2 separate regions of the Homo sapiens genome follow, and region 1 is linked to region 2. Evidence: read pairs that join two places in POLR2A ChIA-PET (ENCODE). Cell type or tissue: Panc1. All regions are shown on one strand. Links, peaks and the distances in the headings refer to the core of each region. The heading gives the core; the rest is flanking DNA. Region 1 has its middle 650 kb from the start of MIR592. Region 2 overlaps GRM8 (glutamate metabotropic receptor 8).

Region 1 (5,395 bases), core at 283-5,282, 310 kb after region 2:
CCGCTCACTGCAAGCTCCTCCTCCCGGGTTTACGCCATTCTCCTGCCTCAGCCTCCCGTGTAACTGGGACTACAGGCGCCCGCCACCAAGCCCGGCTAATTTTTTGTGTTTTTAGTAGAGACGGGGTTTCACTGTGTTAGCCAGGATGGTCTCGATTTCCTGACCTCGTGATCCACCCGCCTCGGCCTCCCAAAGTCCTGGGATTACAGGCGTGAGCCACTGTGCCCAGACATGAATTGCTATTTTTAACTAAGCATGCTTGATTACTTATTTCTTATTATATTTGGAGGGTAAGCAATGGAGAGGCAAGGAAAGAAGAATAAAATCCGTGAGTAAAATAGATATGGCAAGAGAATAACTCAAAGCGAGGAGCATCTTTGAATGATTTTATTCTACCTGAAGCAATTGAAACATTATGGAAAGATCTTCTCTGTATTTTTTACCCTATCTCAAAATATGTGTGCAGCTCAAAAACAAAGATAGAGGGGTCTCTTGGCAATCGTTTTGATCACTTCAATGGGTCATTGAAACGATTCATAAAAAGTAACAATTTTTAAAGTTGTTCTGAACGTTATATTACACATTAAAGCTACAGTAATTTTAATTAAATAATTAAAAACTTGATATTTCTATTATTTATATATGTTAAAAGAAAACCAAGATGATACTATGGAAACCAAAAATCACATGGTTGCCAAATTTTGCCAGTACCATTAAGTAGCTCTAGAAACAACTTGTTTCTATCAAAAATAAAACAATAGGTAGTTTTCTCTAAAAATAGGCCACTTGAACAGTTACATGTAGCTAACATTGCACATTGAGGGCTTTTAAAATTAATTTCTTTTTTTAGTTTTTAATTTTTGTGGGTACGTAGTAGGTGTATATATTTATGGGGTACCTGAGACACTTTGATACAGGCATGCAATGTATAATAATCACATCATGGTAAACGGGCTAAAGCATTTATCCTTTGTCTTAAAAACAATCCAGTCATACTTTTTTAGTTATTTTAAAGTGTATCAAAATAAGTCTTCTGTAAATGACATTTATTCTTAAATTATTTAAGAAAAGCTGTAAGTTTATTTACTATCATCCAGCATAAGATAAATGACAGCATGGAATGTGGCTTGTGACATATTGTCCTAATGTCCTTAAAAACATGTTAAAAGAAGAAACAAGTTATTGAAGAGCCAAGGGCTAAGGAATAAAATTTGGTGTTACTATCTGTGTCTGTTAAAATCTGCAGAGACAACCACCCTTCTAAAGGCCTTCTTTCTAAAAACAATATATTATTTCAGCTATTTGTTTATTTTTTATTGACAAAAATTGCACATATTTATGGTGTAAAACATGCTATTTTGATATATGTAAACATTGTGGAATGGTTAAATCACGCTATTCAAAATATGGATTACCTTATGTACTTTTTTGTGGTTAGGACATTTAAAACCTCTTCTTTTAGCAATTTTCAAGTATACAATATATAAAAGCTTTCTTTTGTAAGAGGGGTATTTTCCTAATGAATCAGGTCAGTAATGGAATTGAGACTAACTTCTCTGGGCCATCTCTGAAGAGACAAAATTGTGATTATAATTACTGATAATATGTGAGTTGAAGTTTAAATGTTTCAGCTGCAGTAAAACATGAGTTATTTTAACATAAATCAGTCAAGCAAAAATGTTGGATATAAAGCTTACCTCCACACATTAAAAAAAAGCTTCCCAAAGGCAAAGATTTTCTTCTGTTTTATTTACTAATGAATTCTAAGCTACTAGAACCATAAGTATACGGTAGGCACTTTAGCAATTAAATATTTGTTGAATAAGGAAATGAATGAATAAGTAACAAGCAATGCATGTGATATGAATAAAATATTCAACAATCCTTCAAACAATTTATATGGATTATCTTCTTTGCTGTACTACTGTATATGGTATTTATATTATCTTCATTTACACGTGAGTAAACTGAGGCACAGAACGATTAAGAAATTCACGTGAGTTCATTATCTTTTAAATAGTGTTGCCAGGTACTCAGTTGCCTGACTTCAAAACCCACTCTCTTAATCACTTCCCATTCCACAAATGCAGGACTTATGCTGTTTCCCTGTACCTAACCCTTACCTTTTTAGTATCGGGAAATGTAAGTCAAAGTTAACTGTTAAACATACGTCAAAGCTCAATGATAAATGTGTTTAAATGCATCTGCCATTAATGATATGTTTTTTTGCATACATCTGTAGCAATCAGAATTGATAAGATCTAATATCCAATGCTGGCAGGCATGTTAATTTTTTGACATATTTTTACAAACCAGCATTGAAGCTTATATAATTATTATTGGTTGATCTAGTTTCTCAGTTTTCTGTAATGTGAAAAGAATTTGGGACCTAAACTATTCATATTTTACAGTACCACAAAAAGAGCTACAATCATCATTCCAGAGCACCCTTGAACATTCTAAGTGTCGATTTAGCTTTTTATTTGTCACTTCTGTAAAAGCCTAGGTTACATTACAAAATTTAACAGTTTTAGAAGGAGAGAACATAATAAAGTAACAGGAATGCCAATATTTCACACAGTGGGTCTCAGGAAACCTGATTCATGTTTTGATGACATTCATTCCCTGTTCTAGCCAAGCTCCCATTCCAGCTGCACCTTGATGCCAAGTCAACTGGATGCCGACCAGACTAATCCTCCTCTGGAACTAGAAAGGGTTCAGCATATGATTAAACAGGCCAAATTTTCTAATGATGTTTAGCTGTTTCTCATCTGAGTAAAAAATGTCAAAGATGCCTTGGGCACCATTTAAACATTAAGCCATACACAGCCACTACCAATACAGGTGAGACAGGGTGAGTTTCTGTTCTCTCAACTGCCCTAGTAGCTTTGGTTTGCAGTTTCTTGGTGTGAATGTGTACTTGGCTCGAGATTCACTCCAGCCTTACTTTTCATTTCCATCACTCGCTTCTCCCTCATAACTTTCAATGTGCAGGGAAAGGGATTGTGCTCTTCCATTTCAGTAGTTTTATTATGTTTTACTTGAATCAAGATAATGTTCAAGTTCCAAAAATATTCAGATTAGGGTAGAGTTGTTAGCTTAAAAGAAATCCCCTGAAATTAACCAGAGTTATTTATTTTGAGAAATAAATCGTGAACCATGAGTGAAGCAGAGGCACCTGAAAGAAATCAAGGGTGGTTTACCAGTCCAAGTTTAGAATAACTACAGTCAGCATTTAAGAAGGAAGGAAGAGAAAGGTTTGGCATTAAATATTAAAGTTTGCATAGTGAGGCAGGCAGAAAAGACTTGGAGACCTTGAGCACCCAGAGATGTTAACCATTCCACTTCTCTGCCAGAACTTGATGAGAAGGAAAATCAGCCACACTGCTGAATCATGCTTTCATTTTCATTTTTTACTTTTGTGTTTTTGTTGTATTTGAAATGATAGCTGCTCTGGTAAAGACTTCTAATTGTTGTTGAATATTCATTATCCTCCTCTTATATGGTAACAGGCACTTCAGTTTTTAGCTGGATATATTCCTACCTGTAACAAAGACCCTATTTCATTTTTCCCATGCAAATGGTGTGGTGGCCGTGAACCTTCTCTTCTCTCTTTTACCTTCCTGCTGTTTAAAACACAGATGTGCACAAACAGCCAGCTGACTGCTGGCAAATAAGCAAAACCAATTCAATGGAAGAAAGAGATTCTTTTTAACAAATAGTGCTGAAACAATTGGCATCAACTTCCAAAAAAAGTGAACTTTGACCTAAAGCCCGTGCTTTACACAAAATTAACTCAAAATAGATACAAAATGTAAAACTATAAAGCTTTTTAAACAACATATGGGAGAAAATCTTCATGACCTAGGGTTAGCAAAAAATTCTTAGACATGGCATCAAGTCATGATCCACAAGAGAAAAAAAATATTAAATTTCATCAAAATTAAATACTTTTGCTCTGGGAAAGACTATACTAAAAAATGAAAACACAAGCCACCGATTAGAGAAAACATTTGCAAATCGTGTATCAGGCATAATACTCATATCCACAATGTTTAAAGAACTCTCTACACCCAACAGCAAGAAAACAAGTAATACAATTAAAAAATGAGCAAAGTGTTTCACAGATATATTATCAAAGACAATATTCGAGGGACAAATAAACATAGTAAAAGATGTTCAATTAGCCCTTAAGAAATGCAAATGAAAGCGACTATGAGACACCATACATATCTATTAATATGATTAAACAATTTTAAATATATGTCAACTACTGACAAGGTTGTGAAGAAACTGGATCTCTCTTACACTGCTTGTGGAAACATAAATGATACAGCCAATCAATAAATTAGTCTGGAAGTTCATTGCAAAATTAAACATATACTTACCATAGGAGCCAGCACTTGCACTTTTGGTTATTTATCCTAGAGAAATGAAACGTGTGTGTGTGTGTGTGTGTGTGTGTGTGTGTAGATGATAGGTACATAAGACCTGTCTATACTATTTTTGCTACTTTCTGTGAGTCTGAGTCTATAATTATTTTAAAACAAAAACGTTTAAACAAAACATTGTTGGTTAATGCAGTTATGAAAAGGGGCTAGAAAGAGTTAAATGAACAATTAAATAAATTTCTTGAGTAAACAAATATTTATAATATTATGTCTTCAATTGTATGCAGAAAATATTGTTAATAAAATAGAAATTTATTTCAAAGGTAAAACAAAAACAAAGATAAAAATAAACAAAAAAGCACAATCCAGATATAATGGTTAGAGCTGCTTGCCTGGACTAGAAGGTGAAAGTTATCTTTAAATAATAGCAGATTGACAAGAGAGAAATCATTGTGGGGCTACCCTTCAAGCCCTGGAGAGCTTATGTTTACAAATGATTTTATTTATATACATCTTATTTATGCCACTTTTATATTTTTATGTCTCACAAACAAACCTAATATATCTACTCATATTATAACAAGTATACAACTATATTTGTTAATATATAAGAACAACCTAATCAAATATTATTGCATTTGATATAATAGTATACAAATATGTATATATAATATAATATTAACACATAATCAAATATAATTAGCATTTATTGTCCAGGCTACGTTGACTCAAATAACCAAAAGTAGAATCCAAATTTACCACTTTGCTTATTTGTTTACTGGGATTCCACCTGATGTGCTTTGCAGCTACTCATGATGTCAGCAGCCTTTATCTCATATGAACATGTGAAAATAACACTGTTGAAACTTTTATGGCTTTGAAGAGCACACTGAATGTAATCACTATGTTTTCTTCCCATTTTCTTTAACATGAGAGTGCAATATGAGATGACACTATGTAATTTCAAGAGCTCATGAATTCTGACCCGTAACATGAAAACCCAG
Region 2 (5,395 bases), core at 102-5,101:
TCCTATATACCATTGGGGTGTAGGGTCAAGCTGTTAGTGCTGATGAGATGTCAGCTCAAGAGAGCAGAAAACATTTTATGTTGTGATGACAGTAGAATGGCCAACACACTGATCTTTAATCTCTGTGTTTGCTAGAGGGAAAAAGTGAAGGAAGGCAGCAAAATAAACACAAAGCAGTTTCCTCAAAAGCCATCTGAAAGCTCTGAGTCTCCCCATACTCTTCTTAGAGATGCCAATGAAAATTCTACCTCTGTCTAGTGAAAGTTTACTTTTTTCTCATTTTCCTGTTTTGTAAAAGTAAGACAAAAATTACAAAGAAATACCTTTGGTCGAGGAAGTATTAATATATAAAATTCAGTTGGTATAAGAGATCCACATGTATTTTTGTCTATTTATAAACACTAAAAGTTTTATATTTTATTAGTATATTAGAATTATGAATCTTGGAATTGTAAAGACAGTGTGTATGGGGTCTCAGAAATAATCTACTTATCCTTTCTGTGTCATCCTTTTCAAATGAATATACTGCAACATTTTTGGTTAAAAGTTAAATTTTGCTTTCATTATATTCACATATGAAACCCTTGTCAGGAAGGTTTTCTGTCAGAAGAATGATGACTGCTCTAATAACCACTTATTCATTTAAGAGGCAACTTGTGGTCAGGCACAGTTGCTCACACCTGTAATCCCAGCTGAGGCAGGAGGATCGCTTGAGCCTGGGACTTTGAGAACAGCCTGGGCCACATAGACCCTGTCTCTACAAAAAAAAATTTAAAAAATTATCCAGGTTTGGTGGCACATGCCTGTAGTCCCAGCTACTCAGAAGGCCGAAGAAGGAGGATTACTTGAGCCCAGGAAGTTGAGGCTGCAATGATTATGCCACTGTACTCCGGTCTGGGTGACAGAGCCAGATCCCATCTCAAAAAAAAAAAAAAAATTGTGAGAATAACATGAGTTAAATATACATAATAAAGGAAGAACAGGAAGAGAGAGACAAGAAAGGAAGGTAAGAAGCAGAAGGAGAGGAGGGAGTGACAAGTAAGAAAGGGTATGTTTATAGTATATTGATATAACAGCTACTCTTACTAGAGACATTATAAATTAGAGACACTGATAAAATTATCACTATTACTTTAAAAAACATAACATTGGAATTAGAAGAAGTAAGGGAAAAGAAAAAATATAGAACTTGCTATAGAAATCAGTAAATACCTTGTATTTCTTTTTTTTTTTTTTCAAGACTAAAGACTATCTTTTAAACTAACAGCTGCTGCTTTAAAGAAAAAAAAAAAAATCCACCCACTCTTCAAGTCTCTGTCTATTTGTGATTTCCCAGCTCCCTGGAGGCCTGGTGAATTGTGTGGCATTTTTGCACAGAAAGATTACCCTGCTAAAAACTAGTGGATCACAGCCTGGGCAAACTTCAGCTATCACAGCTATCACAGGGCTGTCCAATAATACACCTCTGTAAGGTGTCGTGGTGGTTCCTTGGCCCTTCATTGTTATTTTTCACACATGTTGACTCTCACAGACTTACAACAGCATACTTTCATGTATGACATGACTGACACCTTGACAAAATCATTTACAACCTAGTTCATGACTCCTTTTAGTACAATACCTGAACCAGACCTACCCAGTTACTGGAATATGATTGCAGCAGAATTCCTATAGGTTTAAAAACATGCTGATGAATACTTTATTGAGTAAACATTTTATTTTGACCACTTAATGTAGTTTAGAAAGTGAAATCTATGTTTGTGTTAATAACAACTACTTTCAAAATATCCTTTTATATCACTCAGTAAGTTAAAACGATTAATGCATACTGTGATAATTTATTGTGTGCCAAAAATTATGCAAAATACTTTTATCCCATCAATATTATCTCATTTATTAATTTATATTTTATGATAACTTTGCAAAGTGTCTATTATTATAATACACACTTAGGTAAAAAAAGATCTGGAGTTCACAGAGCTTTAATAATTTTTCTAAACCCTCCCACCTTTTCAGTAGCTAATCTAAGAATTGAACTCACATGTGTTTGACTCCAAAACCCAGGTAATTCCATTGTCCCACAATATGCAGTATTGATTTTACATTAAATTATTTCCAAAGTATATAAAAGTAACTATATGAAAGATAATGGTACAGACCCTAATATTTTTCCTTAAAGAAGTAGATAGTAAGGTTATTTAGCTGGAAAGTATGGCAGATTATGAAAATGATTTGGAGCTACCCTCATGAGAAATGTATTTGAGTATCTCTAAGGAGTTCATAATCATGGTGAGAGCCCAAGTGAAAGTGGCTGACACGAACATATAATAGTGCAGTAACTGGAACCTCGTGGCACTCAGGCCGTTCTGGACATGGAAGAGATAGAAAGCATGAACAATGGAGCTGATCCCTGCAGTGAATAATTCTAGAGGGCTGGAGATGCAAGTCAAATGGAAAGTCTGAAGTTCACATGTGGTTACATCTACCTTTGACTCTCAGTTGGCTATGATGCCCTGCAAAGTAGCTAGTGGAGGCATCACCCTGAAAAGTCCTGGCCTCCACCACACAGCAGCAAAACAACTCACTAGCACAGGGAGACAAAAGCTCATCACTACAAATTCTTGCAAATAACTCACCCCAGGATATGAAATTTCAGAATCAAAATCCAAAAAATCTGTGAATCAACTATACCCCCACCCTAGAGCTTGAGCCTAAAATAGTCAGGTATAAACACTCTTGGTCACTGAAGTACGCATTTTTTTAACCTCCTAATATGGAACAAGCTTAGCCTTCCCTCTGGAAAACTGAGTAAATAGAGAAAAAAACACTGAAGTTATTATTATTATTATTATTTTTGAGACAGAGTCTCACTCTGTCACACTGAGTGCAGTGGCGTGATCTCGGCTCACTGCAAGCTCCCACTCCTGGATTCACGCCATTCTCCTGCCTCAGCCTCCCGAGTAGCTGGGGCTACAGGCGCCTGCCACCACGCCCTGCTAATTTTTTGTATTTTTTTTTTAGTAGAGACGGGGTTTCACCGTGTTGGCCAGGGTGGTCTCGATCTCCTGACCTTGTGATCCGCCGGCCTTGGCCTCCCAAAGTGCTGAGATTACAGGTGTGAGCCACCACGCCCGGCCAACACCGAAGTTATTAAAGACATCACCATTCAAACTAAGGAACCTATCTAACTATGTACTTATGAAAGAGTTACTCCTAGAAATAAGCAAAGAGTTTAGATGATGTTAAATTTATGTTCTTAGCACGGTTTCTAAGTAAATGATTTTTTGTCCATAAAATTATTCCGATATTAACCAAAATAATTGGTAATTTAAGTCCTGTTATAATTTTGAGTAAATAAATTATTGCCTCCTAAATTTTTATGTTTTTACAAGTATGTAAATTGGTAATATGTAATATAAAGGGAATGTATTTTAAAATGTTAGATTCCACAATTATTTGAAGTAGAAATGCAGGTTACACTACAAAGTCTACTTATTTGAAATAGTATGTAGAGAAAGCATGGTTATTGGCCTGTATTACTTTTCCTAATTGTCTCTTTTTGGGGAAGCTTTGTCCATAGTTGTATGTCCCAAAGTCCATAGTTGTATGTCCCAAACATGTTTGAGCTGCCCTCCTGGTGTGAAGGAGGGTGAAGGATGGCTGTGTCTGGTGAGCCCGCTTACTCCCAGCACTCGTGTCCCTGGATGGCTCACATGCATGCTACATGAAATCTCCACAACTCTTATTTCACCCTCCACCCCACAAGCCTCGACCTTCCTGTCAGTCACACCAGTGCTTTCCATCTCCACCCTTCTAGAATTATTTGCCTCAGGGATCAGCTCCATTGTCCATACTTTCTCTCTCTTCCCTATCCAGAGTTGCCTGAGGGCCATAGATTTCAGTGACTATACCATAATACATTTGTGCCAGCCACTTTCATTCAGGTGCTCACCACAATCATGACCCTCTAATAGATGCCCAAATCTCACAAAGATGGTCCCAAGTCATTTTCATAATCTGCTGCATCTCTCAGGCAAATGATCTTACTCCCTATTTCTTCAGGGAAAAGTTTTAGGCTCTTTACCATCATCTTTCATGTAGTTCCTTTTCTCCACCTCAAAAGATTTTAAGGAACTCTTATCTTTTTTCTGCTCCTCTTGACATGTTTATTATTCCTCCCTACTGGTGGAAGAAGAGCATGCTGGCCTCTTAGAGAATAACCCCTCCACTCATGTTCATGATTCTTCCTCTTCTCCCTCATGCTTTCCTCTCAATCACTCCCATTTCTTCATTTTCTCTCTCCTCACCGATAATTTATTTTCTACCTACAAACATTGTAAAAAATCATACATGAGAGTAGAGAGATCCTTAGAAACATCCTCAGGGAGAATGAAAGTCCTTGGCTCTTGAAGTTTCTGGGCACAGGCACACATAGAATACACAACAGAGTAGAAGTTTTGGACAAAAGAGAGCATGCATCAGGATGATGGAGGTGAAAACCAACATTTCATAGGGGAATTTAGGGAAGGAATCCTGAGTGATGCATCATGAAGTCATACGTTCTAGCAGCACCCACCCTCAGCACCCAAGGAGAATGACATAGGCAGATGCCACGGGGAGCAAAGGGTGTTATAGAAAAACAGTAACTATTACAAGCCTAACTGATCCCTTTCTGAATTTCAACACTTTTTTTTTTTTCTGTAGAGAAATAACTTAGCTGTCAAATATACTTCTCTGGCTAACTGCTTCACAACTCCAGATAGTTACAGAAATTGTTGCTGCCAACATGAGTCTCAAATTAGGCCAATTAGACTACAATTCAGGAGTCTAAGACCCTGACTATATGTAAGGAAAAAAAAAAACTGTTTTGAAAAAGAAGCCAGATGAGCATTTTAGAGAGAGAAAAAAAAGTGTTTATTCAATGTTTATTCAGTTTTCCTGCCTAAATTTAAATGCTTCTTAATTCAATTAAATTGTGTCAAACTGAGTATTATTAAGCACTTACTATATGTCTGTCTGCTCTAGAGGATGCAAATATATTTATGCCTAGGTGATATAAAATCTATTTTAGGTGAAAGGACTTATGCATGTGAAAAAAAATTAGAGAACAGAGTTCAATTATAAGCAACTGTGAAAATACATGCTCAGTTAATAACCTATCATGGTGGTCAGAAAAAATAAAATCAGTTTTGGTTGGAATTATCCATAAAGGAAATGGGACAGAAAAGCCATTGGCAGTGATAGAAAGGGTATTTGAAAAGATAGGAGTAAGGTTACCTCAGCCTACAAAAGCAAAATTTTAGCTATAGAAACATGGCCTAGCTATATTTGAATATTGGTGTTGGAGAGATAGAGATGGGTGCAAACAAATACAGTAGATCCTTAAACAACATGG

What was found. Peaks named below come from ENCODE experiments on the same cell type or tissue, not always from the same donor. Only the 100,000 strongest peaks of a DNase experiment are listed, where the experiment ranks them.
Region 1: POLR2A ChIA-PET joins it to region 2 with 5 read pairs; 2 of 35 experiments call an interaction of 5 or more read pairs at or near these places.

What each region holds. Positions count from the first base shown.
Region 1 is chr7:126,409,458-126,414,852 of GRCh38, reverse strand. No RefSeq gene overlaps it. Among named protein-coding and RNA genes, the nearest start is that of MIR592, 650 kb to the left of the region's middle. In Panc1, for the core only: no CTCF peak of the experiment used is centred there; a DNase peak (open chromatin) is centred at 3,391; H3K4me3 peaks cover 281 bases.
Region 2 is chr7:126,715,693-126,721,087 of GRCh38, reverse strand. The region is part of intron 7 of GRM8 (glutamate metabotropic receptor 8); the gene reads left to right. Among named protein-coding and RNA genes, the nearest start is that of MIR592, 340 kb to the left of the region's middle. RefSeq lists an enhancer at 753-802. In Panc1, for the core only: no CTCF peak of the experiment used is centred there; no DNase peak of the experiment used is centred there.